2 separate regions of the Homo sapiens genome follow, and region 2 is linked to region 1. The links are chromatin contacts, found by Hi-C or POLR2A ChIA-PET in ENCODE. All regions are on one chromosome and are shown on one strand. Each heading gives the region's core, a stretch centred on a gene start or an enhancer-like site at or near the end of the contact. The rest is flanking DNA. Distances are from core to core; before and after follow the strand shown. Region 1 holds the start of IRF2BP2 (interferon regulatory factor 2 binding protein 2). Region 2 has its middle 31 kb from the start of LINC02971.

The links. Hi-C counts contacts between places; a loop is a spot of excess contacts on that map. ChIA-PET counts read pairs that join two places held with the same protein, here RNA polymerase II (POLR2A). Pooled maps may share reads with other maps.
Region 2: a loop to region 1 is called in a map of PC-3, with 17 times the contacts of the local background. The contact joins the enhancer-like site here to the promoter of IRF2BP2 in region 1. A Hi-C loop is called at or near these places in 33 of 168 maps with a recorded cell type or tissue (CD4-positive, alpha-beta T cell, CD4-positive, alpha-beta memory T cell, GM12878 and 20 more), 33 of 37 single-sample maps with no recorded cell type and 33 of 50 pooled maps. POLR2A ChIA-PET finds 5 or more read pairs at or near these places in 28 of 52 experiments (A549, AG04449, AG04450 and 22 more).

Annotation. Positions count from the first base shown.
Region 1 is chr1:234,608,928-234,615,705 of GRCh38, forward strand. It overlaps IRF2BP2 (interferon regulatory factor 2 binding protein 2), which reads right to left and starts at 1,251. Exons shown (of 2, transcript NM_182972.3): 1 at 1-1,251. The coding sequence starts at 567. RefSeq lists silencers at 66-345, 586-665, 1,046-1,145, 1,206-1,395, 1,876-2,475 and enhancers at 726-1,423, 1,526-1,625, 3,776-3,835, 4,116-4,165.
Region 2 is chr1:234,922,421-234,929,259 of GRCh38, forward strand. No RefSeq gene overlaps it. Among named protein-coding and RNA genes, the nearest start is that of LINC02971, 31 kb to the right of the region's middle. RefSeq lists enhancers at 4,240-4,319, 5,080-5,169. Within about 2 kb of position 4,576, at least 25 of the 41 ENCODE cell types and tissues checked have a DNase peak (open chromatin) inside an H3K27ac peak, as active enhancers do; they include B cell, CD4-positive, alpha-beta T cell, GM12878 and 12 more, where a contact is called at or near this core.

The sequences.
Region 1 (6,778 bases), core at 1-2,500:
CACCAGGGTGGGCGGCACCGCGTGGCCGCGCCGCGGGTTCGGGCTCTGGCGATTCAGCTCGGGCGGCTCCTCTAGCTTGGAGAAGCCGTTGGGCACCAGGATGCCGTTCACGGGCGGCGGCTGCGGCGTCGGCGGCTGGGCCAGGCTCGCTGCCGGGCGGCTGCTGCCGAAGTCAGAGCCGAGGCGCGGGGGCCTCTCGGCCGCGGCCGCCAACGGGTAGCGCTCCAAGGCCTGCGGCGCGCGCGGGGCCGCCTCGGGGCCGCCGTGGCCAAGCTGCTGCTGCTGCTGCAAAAGGATGTCCTTGGCGGAGAGCGGCGGCGGCTTGGCGGCGGCCGAGGCCGCGGCGCCGGGTGGGGAGCGACCCTCCGGGAAGCAGCCGTGCGCCCGCTTGAGCTGCCGCGCCGTCTCGATGACGAACTCGACGCGGTCGGCGCCCTCGTAGTTGACGCAGCCGCGGCAGACGGGTTCGGTGAAGTCCCAGATCATGGCCCAGGGCATGCGGGGCAGGTCACACAGGTAGCACGACTGCCGCCGGGACGCGGCCGCCACCGCCACCGCCGCGGCCATGTCCGAGGAGCCCGCGACGCCGGAGGAGGAGGCGGAGGAGGAGGAGGGGGCGCCGCCGCCGCCCCCCACCGGCACCACGCGCGCCCTCCTCCCCCCCCAACCCCGCGTCTCCCCCACCAGCGGCGGCGGCGGCCGCAAAGGCGGCGGCGGCGGCGGCAAAGCCCGCGAAGGCTCGGCGCCCGCGCAGCGCCCCCGGTGCACGAGGGGCGGCGGGCGCGAGGTGAGGGGCTGCAGCCGCGGCAGCAGTTCCCCCCGGCCGGCCCGGGCACGGGCGGGCGGCGCGGCGCGGCGGGGCGGCGGGCGCGGCGGTGGGGGCTCGGCCGGAGCCGCGGCGGGCCTCCAGACCGGGGCGAAGACGGGCCGCGCGGGCGCGGGGGAGCGCAGCAGGTCGCGGCGGCGGCCGGCACGGAGTGCGGGGCGGGGGGCGGGGAGGCCGGGGGGGCAGGGGGCGGGGGGCGGCCGCCGGGGCAGGCTCAGCCCGAGCGGCGGGGCATGCCGCGCCGGGGTGGCGGCGGCCGGGCGGCGTGGAGCTCGGGCGCGGCGCGGGCCCCGGGTCGCTCCGCCGCTCTCTCACAGCTCCTGGCGTCGCCGCTCTCCAGCGCCAGCGTCAGCGGCCAGCCCGCCTCAGCTCCGCCGCCGCCACCGTCGCTGCTGCTGCTGCCGCCGCGACCGCTCCACTTCTACAGACTTGATTCTTCGACAGTCTCGCACGGCGCCTGCGCGGGCCCCCTCCCCTCGTGCGCGTGCCCGCCCTCCCGCGCGCGCGCTCCCCCTCCCCCCGCGCGCCGAAGGAGCGCTGCCGGGAGAGCCGGCTACGCGGCGCCCGCCCGCCCGCGGGGCAGCGCAGCAGCGCAGCGCCGGTGTTCCCTTCGGAACACCGCGCAAAGTGATCGAGTGCTTTTCCTCCACTTTCCCTCACTTCGCGCCCCACCCGGCTGTCCCGACCACCCTCAGGATGTTTTCCTCTGGTGTGCCTCTGGGCCAAATCGTGCTAAAAATCATTTTTTTTCTTTTATGCAAGGACACTTTGTCACTTGGTTTCCGTCAGTCTCCTGAGAATGGGGAATTTAGGTCTAGCGTGGTTCACAGTTCTGGTTTTTTAGGAGTTATACTTGAAAGCTCAATGTCGGACACATAGCATGAAATCCGTCACTGGTGCTTTGCATTTGTCTTGGAAAGGACATACGCCCCGCCTGTCCCTTTTACTAACTAGGGAGACTGTGAATATTCCCAAGCCCAGCACCACGTGCACACGCCGCCAGCTGGCTCGCGCGTTTTCCACGGAGCCCTCTGGAGGGGAGGGAGCGCGGTTCGGACTAGCCTCTCCCGAACACCAAGTGCCGCTCTTAGCCCCGTCCAGCCCGCCCTGTTCATCGGGGGCCTCGCCGCGCCAGTCGCCCCGGCTGCCTTATGTAGGTATGCGCGGCGGGCGCGTGACGTGGGCGCGGGGCCGTGGGCGGCCGCCGCCGCGAGTGCGCACGCTCCGCGCAGACGTGCCTCGGCGCCGCTGGCACTAGGGCCTCGTGGAACGAATGCACATTCCAGGGATCCGGGGTCTACGGCCAGCGCGGCCGCGTCACAGCGCAGGCTCCACCCCCTTCGGCGAGTCTGGGCGTCGAGGCGCCGCCCCCGGGCCCGAACTTGGACTCGAGGTGGCGGGAGGCGAGGGCGCGAGTGGGGGGGGGGGGGGTCCTGCTCGCCTCCGCGAGGTTCCCGAGGGCCGTGGGGGCGACCGGCTGGCTGGCTGGCCCGCCGTCCCGCAGGGCGGGCCGCCGACGGAGGCGGACTTTTGCCCTATATGCCACCCAGGCCGGGATGAGCCCGGCCTGCAGGTCTGCCACCGTTGGCAGCCTCAGACTCAGCCCAGACTGAATTGAATGTTTGAGTTTCGCACTTTTATCGGGAGGAGGAGCTAGTGTGTGTTATGGTAAATCACTTTGGGCTGGTCGTTAGTCTCCCTAATACACGTAGGCTTAGTCGCTCTTCAATTGGGACTTTTACACTTAAGCTCTTTAAGGGCGGCCTCTGGAGCTGCTTTTGTTGGGAACACAGGCCCACAACTCTCCCTTGAGACTGGAATGAGCTGGTTAAGTGTGGGAAGAACAGGGTACTAATTATATTATCTTTCCTACAACTGGATTGGTAGGTGGAGAGAAAAAAAAAATCATGCTGACGTTTCTCTCTAGTCGTTGCTATTGAAAATACCAGGTTGCTTCAAAGGATTAACCACAAGGAAGAGGAAAAACACCCTTAGAGAAACAGTGGAGGGAGCTGCTTAAAACACATGAAAAAACCTGTTCGAAAATGGCACAGAAAACGTAATGTCAGACCTAAATGTTTTTACAGGCTAACCTTGAATGTCTTTTGGGGATTTCCATAGAAGGTGCGCCTGTTTTAAAGGTCTCTGCATCTGTTCCTGGATCTTGCCCTGCAATTGCAATCCTGCCTCACCCTCTCCAAGCTGGGAGAATGGGGCCTGTCCAGATCCTTCCCGGGAGTAGCTGGTGCCAGCGGGTTTGGTCACTCCCAGGCCCTGCTGTTGCACACCGCTTTCAAGACCTGTCCCTTTGGTCACCCTCCTCAGAGACCCTGTGACACTCATTCCAGTACATGCCTTCACCCACTGCGTCACTGCCCAAAGGGGATGAAGTCCAGTCCTTGTGCTGCAGAGAAATGAACCAACTCATCGCCCCCAAGAGACGGCCCCACTAAGCATTGACTGAAACATACTAAAAGAAAACACAACTCACCATTAGAGTTGTGGCCTAATTATACTCATTTCTCTGCAAGCTGGTACTGTAATGGCCTCAAGGGGAGAGCCTGCCACTCCATCCTAAAATAGAATTAGAGATAGAAATTCTGCCACGATACTAAGATCTTTGCAAAACGGAGCTTTTCTTCTCCAAAGGAAGAGCATTTCCTTCTTATTTTACACTGCCAGTTTCATGTCGAAACTGAGTTGTTGTAACTTCCCTAATGAAATGCCCGATGGAAAATGGAAGGGCTATTTTAGTTCTGGGCTCGATCCGGAATCAAGGGGGTTAAGGCTGGATTCAGGGCAGCAATTCCTTATATTGTATCAGAAGTCTTTCATGCAGCCTGGCCTTTCATGTAGCTCTGAAGCAGCTTTATCGATGTATGCTAAGTAAACATAGCTTTGTTTTTGTCTTCCACCCACCGCTCCCTCCCGGCACAGACTGGAGTTGGATCCCATCCAAAGCGGCTGCTGCAGCAGTTACAGCCGCCTCCTCCACACACAGGAGCAGGGTTTCTAGGGTGAGGCAATGCGTCTGCAATTCGCAGAGACAAGGCAGGAATTGTAATTGTAGTTCATCATGTGATGACTTATGAAAGAGGAAGTTGGTATGTTTTAGTCACGTAGACTCTGCCCTCTTGCTTGAGGCACCAGGTCCTCTCAAAAGAGAATTATGATCATCTTTGCCACCCAGAGTCAAGGTTACCGGGTTGGCTGCAGTGTGCTCCTGCACATTCATATACGGACAGGCAGGCAGATGCTGGGCCAAGTGTCGGCGACGCAGCGGGATGAGGCTGGCTTTTCACCAGAACACTAAAATGTTGCAATTTGTCTTAAGGACTAAAGGAAATATTCTATGGAGAACACTCCTGCTGAGACTAGACAAACCAACAGTCCTTTCCAGCTCTAATTTCTGAGAGTTGTTTTTTTTTTTAAATAAAAATCACAGTGTAGGAGTAAAAGGAAAGCCATTCAGTATGACACTATCAGAAAAGCAGGAATAAGGAAGTGGCTTGGAAGGCAAACCTAAGAGAGCAGTTGTAAGCGATAGCTCAATGGGTAGAACTAATGTGACCTTCCGACACTGAGATTGAAACGGGCTTCTACTGCGTGAACGTTAAACATCTAAAATCTGAATCTGGTTTCCAGAGCTTACTCCAGTCAAGCAGCTATTAACACACGGAAGCCCTGAACTGACAGTCTATAGAGCAGTGTAAAGAAACGGTTCCTACAAGAGTACCTTATTGGAACTTTGCCCCCAGGTTATGCAGCTGCAAGAGGGGTGCAACCCCATTCCCCCAGCAGCTTGTGGGTGCTGTCCAGGAGATAGATGGTATTCCTAGGAACTGCTGAGTTCGTGGCTTTCACCCTCTATCCAGAGGTGGAATCACAGCCTTCATTCTTTAGAGTGCAGTTTCCTTAAATAGCATGATGTTGCAACCATGCTAAAGCTTCTTAAACTCTGATCTTGGCGTATTTGAAGAAGAGAAAAAATGCAGCCACATTTCATCTGGATTTCTGTGGACATCATTGCGGGTTTCTTCAGCTTTGGCAAAAGTGTCGTAAGGTTTGAAGAGCACACGTGATATTCAGGGCTTTTCCAATTTTTTAAATAAGTTATATATATTTGAACACATTTGTTTATATGAATATATCTACACATACTATGGAGCACCATGACATAAATGAACCTTCTGTAATTGATATGAGAGTCTTCCTTCTTAGTAACAGCATTTTATGAGACAATCTTACTGTTTTTCAAATTGCAAATATTCTTTTTTAGAAATACTTTCCCTCTGTTTGACCTCTCTCTATAGCCTACCTCCCCTGTGCACAGAGCATACAGATATTAAAGAGACTTTTGCATGTGGAGGAGATAAACTCTCTGTGGAGGGTCTAAGAATCAAGCCAGATAAAATCACAGGAGCTCTTAATCATCCACATATTGTACACAGAAGCTGTTAGTCGGCAGCCTATATGTCAACGTATGTATAGGTCCCTATTTAGAGCAAAATTTGGGATCTTGATGAAGGTTAAATACTCACTGTGTCAGAATTTAAAGAGCTAAGTGAGAAACAGACAAAATAGACAAAGGAGAGATTGAGGTCACACACTTGCTCAGTCTGCAAGGAAATTTGTAGAACTGGAAGGGATTCAACAGCCATTTGATGCCAGTAAACCTCCTATTGACTTTTTGGAAAAAGCAGGATGAAATGCACTTTTCTGGAATATCTGGATGTGGGTTTAACTTAGAATATTTAAAACACTCACTGAAGCCCTTTGAAAGATATCAGTAGGAAGATGTTGACAAAATAATGAATTAACTTCACAGATAATGTTTGAAAATATAAAAATGGTAAATTTTCCCTTCTTAGCTTTTCTATTAAAAAATGTACATTTCCTACATACACATTCCATAGCATAAGAACTGAAAAAGTCAAATAATGTAATAATTCTAAAACGTTAAAGAACAGTACGATGGCATGGTATTTGCTGTATCTTTCACATGAACATTTTAAAAAGATATTTCAAGGATAAATTCTATTCTCTTGTCATCCTTTTCAGAAACTAAAAACCTGACTTACCTAAAGTAACATGAAAAGTGAGTGTCAGAGGCCAGACGCGGTGGCTCACGCCTGTAATCCCAGCACTTTGGGAGGCCACAGTGGGTGGATCAGGAGGTCAGGAGTTCGAGACCAGCCTGGCCAGCATGGTGAAACCCCATCTCTACTAAAAATACAAAAATTAGCCGGACGTGGTGGCATGTGTCTGTAATCCCAGCTACTTAGGAGGCTGAGGCAGGAGAATTGCTTGAACCCGGGAGGCGGAGGTTGCAGTGAGCCAAGATTGTGTCACTGCACTCCAGCCTCGGCGACAGAGCAAGACTCCATCTCAAAAAAAAAAAAAAAAGTGTCAGAACTGATATCTAGGTGTGAGTCCTGTTGCCTGAGGATGTAGTCGAGAATATTCTATTTGCATTTTGCATTGTTAAAAATCATGTAAGCACAGCATAGAGCCCAGCAAAGGAGTGTTAACATCTGAGTGTTAACAGGAAAGGTGTTAAGATTTGCTATCTATACCTATATTTATAGGAAAAAGGAAAATTTTAATATAGTTCATAGAACAATCAATCCAAAGAGAAGTAAACATTCACCACAGACAAAAGGAGCTGACAGAGGTAGGGCACAGTTGCTATAACACCATGTCGAGTGTGGGACTCTTTAAATGGCACACCATTTTTATGCTAGTCTTTATGAACCTTGGATAAAAACTGATGTTGGTGTTAGGATAAAAGATTCAATTGTGGGAGTCAGTTGGGTGATGAAATGGTTTTGGCACTTACCAGGTTGGAATACTGCACCTCCAACTCTTTGTGATCTATTTTCTTAAAAAGAGGAAAAACTCATGAAATAATTTAATTCCAATTGTAGGAGTCCAATCCTGACTACTTTGCAC
Region 2 (6,839 bases), core at 3,326-5,825, 320 kb after region 1:
TATCAAAACAGTAGACACACGTTACTGCCTTGGTCCTATAAACAGAAAATCACCCAGGACCATGTATTTGCAGAATGGCTTTCAAACTTAATCTATGGCTTAAAAGCTGAGACAATTATCAAAGGCTGTTAAGTTCACTCCTTAGTTTGAAAAAGCAGAACTAAAGTGGACACCCCTGTGTGTCCAGAGCTGCACCCTCCCCAAGGCAGGGCAAGGCACTCAGGGGCTTCTCCTTCCCTACAGGGCTGATGACCCAAAACACACACTTTGGTTCAACATTGGGAAAACGACAGCCCTATTCCTTTATTGCTTAAGGGAGAAAGAGGCATGTACAGAGGCCCACTGCTAACCCAGACCAGGAATCATTACTGGAAGGAAGAAACACCTGGAATCTATGGTCAAGGTCTTCTGTTTTCCTTCTGTCCATGGGTTTCCCAATCCAAGGGCTCGCCTCCCACTGGAGGCTCTCCTCAGCCAGGGCGATTAATTTCTGTGCCAGCAACATGCAGACAACCTCAAAAAAGGGCCCTTGCTCTCCTTCCATGGTGCTGCCTGCGCTTTCCTTCCAGTGGGGACTTTCCCATCATGCCCATGCTGTTGGAGGTGTGTTGCTGCCCATGCTTTCCCTCCAGTAGGAGCCTTCCCATCATGGCCCGTGTTGTTGGAGGTGATGATGCTGCCCACGCTTTCCCTCCAGTAGGAACTTTCCCATCATGGCCCGTGGTTGTTGGAGGTGATGATGCTGCCCATGCTTTCCCTCCAGTAGGAACTTTCCCATCATGGCCCATGGCTGTTGGAAGTGACGGTGCTGCCCAGAGTTTTCTCTCGCCAACCCCCCCACCTTTTCCCTGAGAGGGTGCCTCCATCCTGCAACTCCAACCACCTGCTGCTTTTGACGGCCAATATCTTCTGCACAAATTTCCCCTGTGAGCACCAAATCCAAATGCCCAACATCCTACTGGACAATAGATTTTCAAACTCAACATTCCCCAACTCAACTCCTCATCCTCCCCCTACTTCTTTCCCAAATGTATTGTTCTTATCTTTCTTCTCTCCCTGACTCCCTGCACGTATTCAACTTACCTACTTTTTTGCTTCAAAATGTCTACTACCAGTTATGTAGATTCCAAGTCCTCTAGATTCAACCTTAGTAAGGTCTTTGCTCCCACCCACTCCTCCATATCCCCACGGTGACAGCACCGTTTCCTGACCTCAGCACCTCCATCTGGCCTTGCAGTGCTCTTCAACCCACCCTGCAGGCTTGCCTTTCTCTGTCCATCCTCAGCAAACCACCAGGGCATCCGTCTAAGACAGGAAGCTCTGATCACCTTATTTTCCAGCTGAAACCCCTCAGTGGCTCTCCCTGGCGGGCCTCCCCCTCATCCTGCCTCCTGCTGGCCCAGGCCCATCTCATTCCTCATCCCCAGCTACACCAATGCCTGACCTTTCCCAAACACACTGCATCGTCTTGCACAAAGTGTCTCTGCCCGCCCTCCCCACCAGCAAATATCTTCTGTCTCTCATGCTTCCATGCACCACCCCCATGAACACATTTCCCCAGCATAGTGCAACGCACCCTTGGTGCACACTGCTCCCTGGGCAAGAATTTTTTTCTCCTTGCCAGCTCAGCTACTGGACTATAAGCTCCTTGCAGGCAGACATTAGGTCTTGATTCTCTTCCTCACATCCCTCGTGTCTAGCATAGTACCTGGTACACAGAGAGTACATAATGAATATTTAGGGAAAGAGGCAAGAGAAGGGAGAGGAGGAGAAAAGAGAAGAACAGAGAAGGAGAAGGAAAGGAAAGAGTCAAAAGACCAACAGAATTGGGTTGTACACTGCCCACATACCTGGGGAGTTAAGATGCGTGTGCACATTGTGTGTGCACATACACACACACGATGCTACGGTCCTTTCAACAACTTAGCATCATAACTCCAAGTGCAGCTCAAGTTGCAAATTGTAAATCTACTTAGAGAGCCACAGCATTTTCCTTGGAAGACATTTACGGAGTATTACTCGGCACATGCCACCGAAGGCCCTCCATGGGTCAGGCCTCGTGCTAGGCACTAGGAAGACAAAAAACGGGTGAGAATTTGTTTTTACCATTGAGAAGCTCAGAGGAAAAATCTGGGCAGCAAACAAATGGGCCAAATCTGGCCAGCAGCTGTTTTTGTAAATAAAGTTTTATTAGAACACAGCCATGCCATTTACTATCAGGCTCTTTGCAGAAGACATCTGCTGGCCTTGCCCTAGGTAGTAGAGGCCTCAAGGCCCTTGGCCTTGTCCACTGCCAACAGCACACAGCCCCTTGCTAAGTGCTCAACAAATGCATCCTCAAGGCTCCAGAAACTCTCTGGAGTCGGGCTCACTGGTGGAGAAGAACTCCTCCTCTTTATCTAATATTAAAATAAGTGTGCATTTTCCTCCAAGCAAATGTGTGCCACCAGAAGAGGCAGCACAATATCCGGCAGCTGTTGGTGACCTCTCTACAGACATGACGGACTCATTTCCGGGACCGGCCCCTTATACAGAGACTTCCATCCAGCATCCTCACAGTGTCTGGCCTGGGCTGTACAAATCCAGAGACCTAGAAACAGAAACTGTGATTCCTCTCGAGAAGTGAGGCTGCTATGTGGCTGGCGTGCACACCACACTGCCAGCTTCGGGCTCTATTGCCTTATCTTAAATTACAAACTCTACCAGAAGAAAATGTCACCCTTCTGCTGGGGTCCGGAAGGCTTTGTGTGTGTTAACAATCATCTTGGAACCTGCGCTCAAGACGACCTCAAGCACACTTTGTTCTTCAGCTCTGGACGTGTCGTGGCCGTCAGGGTGAAGAGAGAGATGAGAACAGAGGCTTGGACAGGACAGCCCTGGCTGACCAGTCAAGTGTAGAAGACACATACATACATTTCCTTTTTTCCTTTTCTTTTTCAACTTTTATTTTAGAGTCAGGGAGTACCTGTGCAGGTTTGTTACAAGGTATATAGCATGATTCTGAGCTTTGGGGTACGATTGGCACCCAGGTAATGGGCATAGCACCCAACAGGTAGTTTTTCAGCCCTTGCCCCTCCTCCCCTGTCCCTGGTCTAGTAGTCCCCGGTGACTATTGTTCCCATCTTTATTCATGATAGCAAAAACACAGAATCAACCCAGTTTCCCATCAATGGTGAATTGGATAAAGATGTGGTTCATATACACCGTGGAATACTACACAGCCATAAAAAAGAATGAAATCAGGTCTTTTGCAGCAACATGGATGTGGCTGGAGGCCATTAACCTAAGCGAATTAATGCAGGAACAGAAAACCAAATATATCATGTTCTCACTTATCAGTGGGAGCTAAACACATACCTTTCGGAAGGCACCAGAACACTGGTTTGTTCCTGCTTTGTCTTGGCACCAACCCACTTGGCCCCTGACTCATCTTTCTCTACAACACTCCTGTTTGCTTTTCTCTACCATGGAGAAGGTATGTCTCAGTGGAAGAACTATGGGAGGTATTCAGCCCAAACATCCTCTAAGACAGTAAAGTGTTAACAGCTTAGAAAGAGCTGCAGACTATTAAAATGTGAGCTGCGTTAGTCAGCTGAACCGAGAATTCTCATCCTGGCCCTTGCTCTTGGAGGGAATGCATGCCTTAGTGCTTACTCAGCTCTTAAACAGGGTTTGTTGTTTTGTGTGTTTTTGTTTCCCGTGACTGTGTGTGTTTGACTTTTTTTAAACTGTGGTTTAAGAAAAAAAAAAAAAGTTGATCAGTAAGTCAAAGTGTCAGAACTGTCTGGGTTGAAGCAGGCACTCATAGGGAAGCAGGAAGACCAGTCTGTAGGTTTAGGGGAGGGGAGCAGAGGAAACAGAATTTTCATTCCACACCAAGCCTGCAAAATCATACAGACAGGAGAGCCCAGACAAAGCTAAATGTCATTTTCTTTATCCTAATTTATTGATTTCTGCTGGCTGTCGGGAGCTCTCGGGGAGGAAGCATGCTGAGTCCATAGCTAATGCTTTTCGTTGTTCTCACAGTTAGTGGGCCCTGGAGCTTGGGGAAGGGGGTGGCATAAGTGCAGGGAAATGGTGACGAGATGCAAAAGAATCATGGTGGCCAGAGCAGAAAATGTGTGCTCACATTTCTCTCTCTGCAGTGTTTCTGAAATGGCCTCTTCATTTACTTGAAAGAGACCTCATGCCAAAAAATGCATAGCATCATCCCCCACCTGCTCAGTCATGCCTTGAATCTCAAGCCCAGAAACGCAACTGCTGCCGGTGGGGGGTGCACCCCAAAAGTCCTCATCCTGAGAACACCTGTTAAAAAGTCCACGATGGCAGAAATCCCTGGTGCTGCATGGAGAATCTCCACTCAGGTGCGTCACCCCCTAGACGTTAGGAAGGTCCGGGGCAGGTGTCCGGTGGGGTCAGGGAGACACGCAGGTTCAAGGTTGTTCTACAACCCTGAGAGAAATGTCTGGGCCTCAGAACGTCAAGAGAGCTGGTTCTTCAGAGTTCTATTTTCCATTCCGCTACTTTGAGAGGGATGTGGGCTTTCATTGTGCTCGTTATTTTCATGAAAACTCATTACAAAACTGAAACCAACATCACAGAACAATGAGGAATCACCAGCCCATTGAACAAGTGCAGAGCGGCACATATGACCACTGCAATGCTTCCTTTCCAAAGCTCTTTTGCTCTTGCGTGGAGTGGCCCCCGCCACGGGCTTTCCCAGGTCACACCTGCTCCACACTTCTCTCCAGGTGCCTCTGTCCCCTGAGGCCTCACCTCGGGCCCGGGTCGCCCTGCACAAACAGCCCCTGGGCGGGCACACAGCACTGACTCTGCTGCAGTCTCCAGGTTCCCGAAGCCAGCTGCCTACTGGACACTGCACCCTTAAAGTCCCACCGATGCATCCCCAACAGGGTCTCCTCCACGGCCCCCCTTCCTGGTGAAGTCTGATCAGCTTCCAGCCACACAGATGTGAAGACTCATTGTCTCCAAGGAGCCCCAGAGTCCGGTTGATTCCCCTTCTGAATGTCTCCTCATTCTGACCTCCTCCTTCTCACACCCACTGCCCTCCACCCAGCCTGGCCTCAGCCCAGAAGGGCCTCCTCTCCAGCCTCCGTCCGGGTCTCTGTCACCTCACCTGTACTCTGCCCTCCACCTCACCTCTACTCTGCCCTCCGCCTCCCTCTGGAAGGCTGCTGTCCTCCTCCGGGGTCCTTCACTGCTCACTGAACCACCTCTCAGTCTGACCTTCAAGGACCCAAATCTACCAACTCACTCTTCTCTTATTCTCTAACACCAACCCTCAACACCATCAGGCTGTCCCCTGCCACTCCATGAATGTCCGTCCCTCATACCTGTGTCCCCACCATCACCTTATTTAAAATGCCTCTCCCTCTGATCTGCCCATTCAACGCCTCATCGAAGCCCAATTCCAGTCCCTCCCTCCCTGTGGCAACCTTGCCTGACTCTGCAACAACTGCAACCCCATCCTTCTCCCTGCCTTTGTGTCCCCATGTTGCTTCATTATAGTGGGATGTCAATAGGCATTAAAAGGTTGCTGTCTCCTCTACTTCCTTGTACCCATTGTCAAAGACCCCCACCGGCTTGTTCGCAAATTCAGAAAAACGTTCCCCTTCCTCAGAACACTACTGCTCAGAGATTGTCGCATTTACCAAGTCTGTTCACATTTATGAACACATTTATGAAGCCTGAGATGAATGGTGGCCCTAGGACTGCTGGTGACAAACCCGCCTGAGCCCAGCCCCCAAGGTGGCAGGATCACTTCCTACCCACTGTGCACACCAACTTCAGGTTCTTCATTTCCCAGCTTTCAAGTAGGCTTTGTCTATCTCTAGCGGAAACAATAAATAGTCTGAAAACCAAAGCACTTTTGATTTGCAAAAGGCAGGCTGCACTGAGAAAGAGATTTCTCTTAGAATTCTGAAGGATGCCTTCACACATCAAGAACCAAGTTAGAGCTTGGGAGTGCAGGTTTATGCCATGACTATGAGGAGCAGAAGTGAACAGAAAAATGTGGGTTGATGTCAGAGAATAGCTATTTATCTACCGGAAAGGAAATGATGGATTACCAATAGGCAAGAAGAAGGGAATCCACAGAGAATATAGCTTAGACACTTGGGACGAAACTGGAAATGTTTCCCCCAGCTCTCCCCCTCCAAACCGTGCCCCTCCCCCAGTGAAAACGCCAGCAGGGGAGGCAACCAGAAGTCTCAGAAACCCCAGGTGGGCTTGGAAGGAACTAATTAGCTTGGGAGAGCTAATATCTCAAAACAGTATTTACCATCTGATGGATTTTCCCTTCATGGGGATGCATCTCCTCACCGACACTGTAAATCAGCTGCCGGGGCAGGCCCGTGGCACAGGTGTGCACACACCTGGCAGCCTCAGCTCTATTCTCTGCTCACCAGAGTCCAGCAGCCAGCACATAATCCCCTTGTTAATACACTGCTCCACTCCTAATAAGAGCAGGGCAGCGTCCCAGGGCCTAAGGTTTACAGAGACTGCTGAAGAAGGGGCAGTTGGGTCCTTCACTCTTTGGTAGGGGAAGCAGGATAAAAGGGGCTGCTAGAATGTATGGCAGCGTGGAGGGCTGAGCAATGATTCAGAGCTGGGGGATCAGGGATGGCTTCATGGAAGAGGTGGAAATTGGCTTGAGTCTAGAAGGGTGAAGAGCGTGTGATATTGTTTCTTCATCGTCCACCTTCCTCAGACCAAGGAGAAAAGGGGACTTGGCCCCGTCAGAGGAGGTCACTGCCTGCTCCCTGCAGGGACAGGCGGGCCTGGCATCTACACCCTAGATTGGGCCCCTAACTCTACTT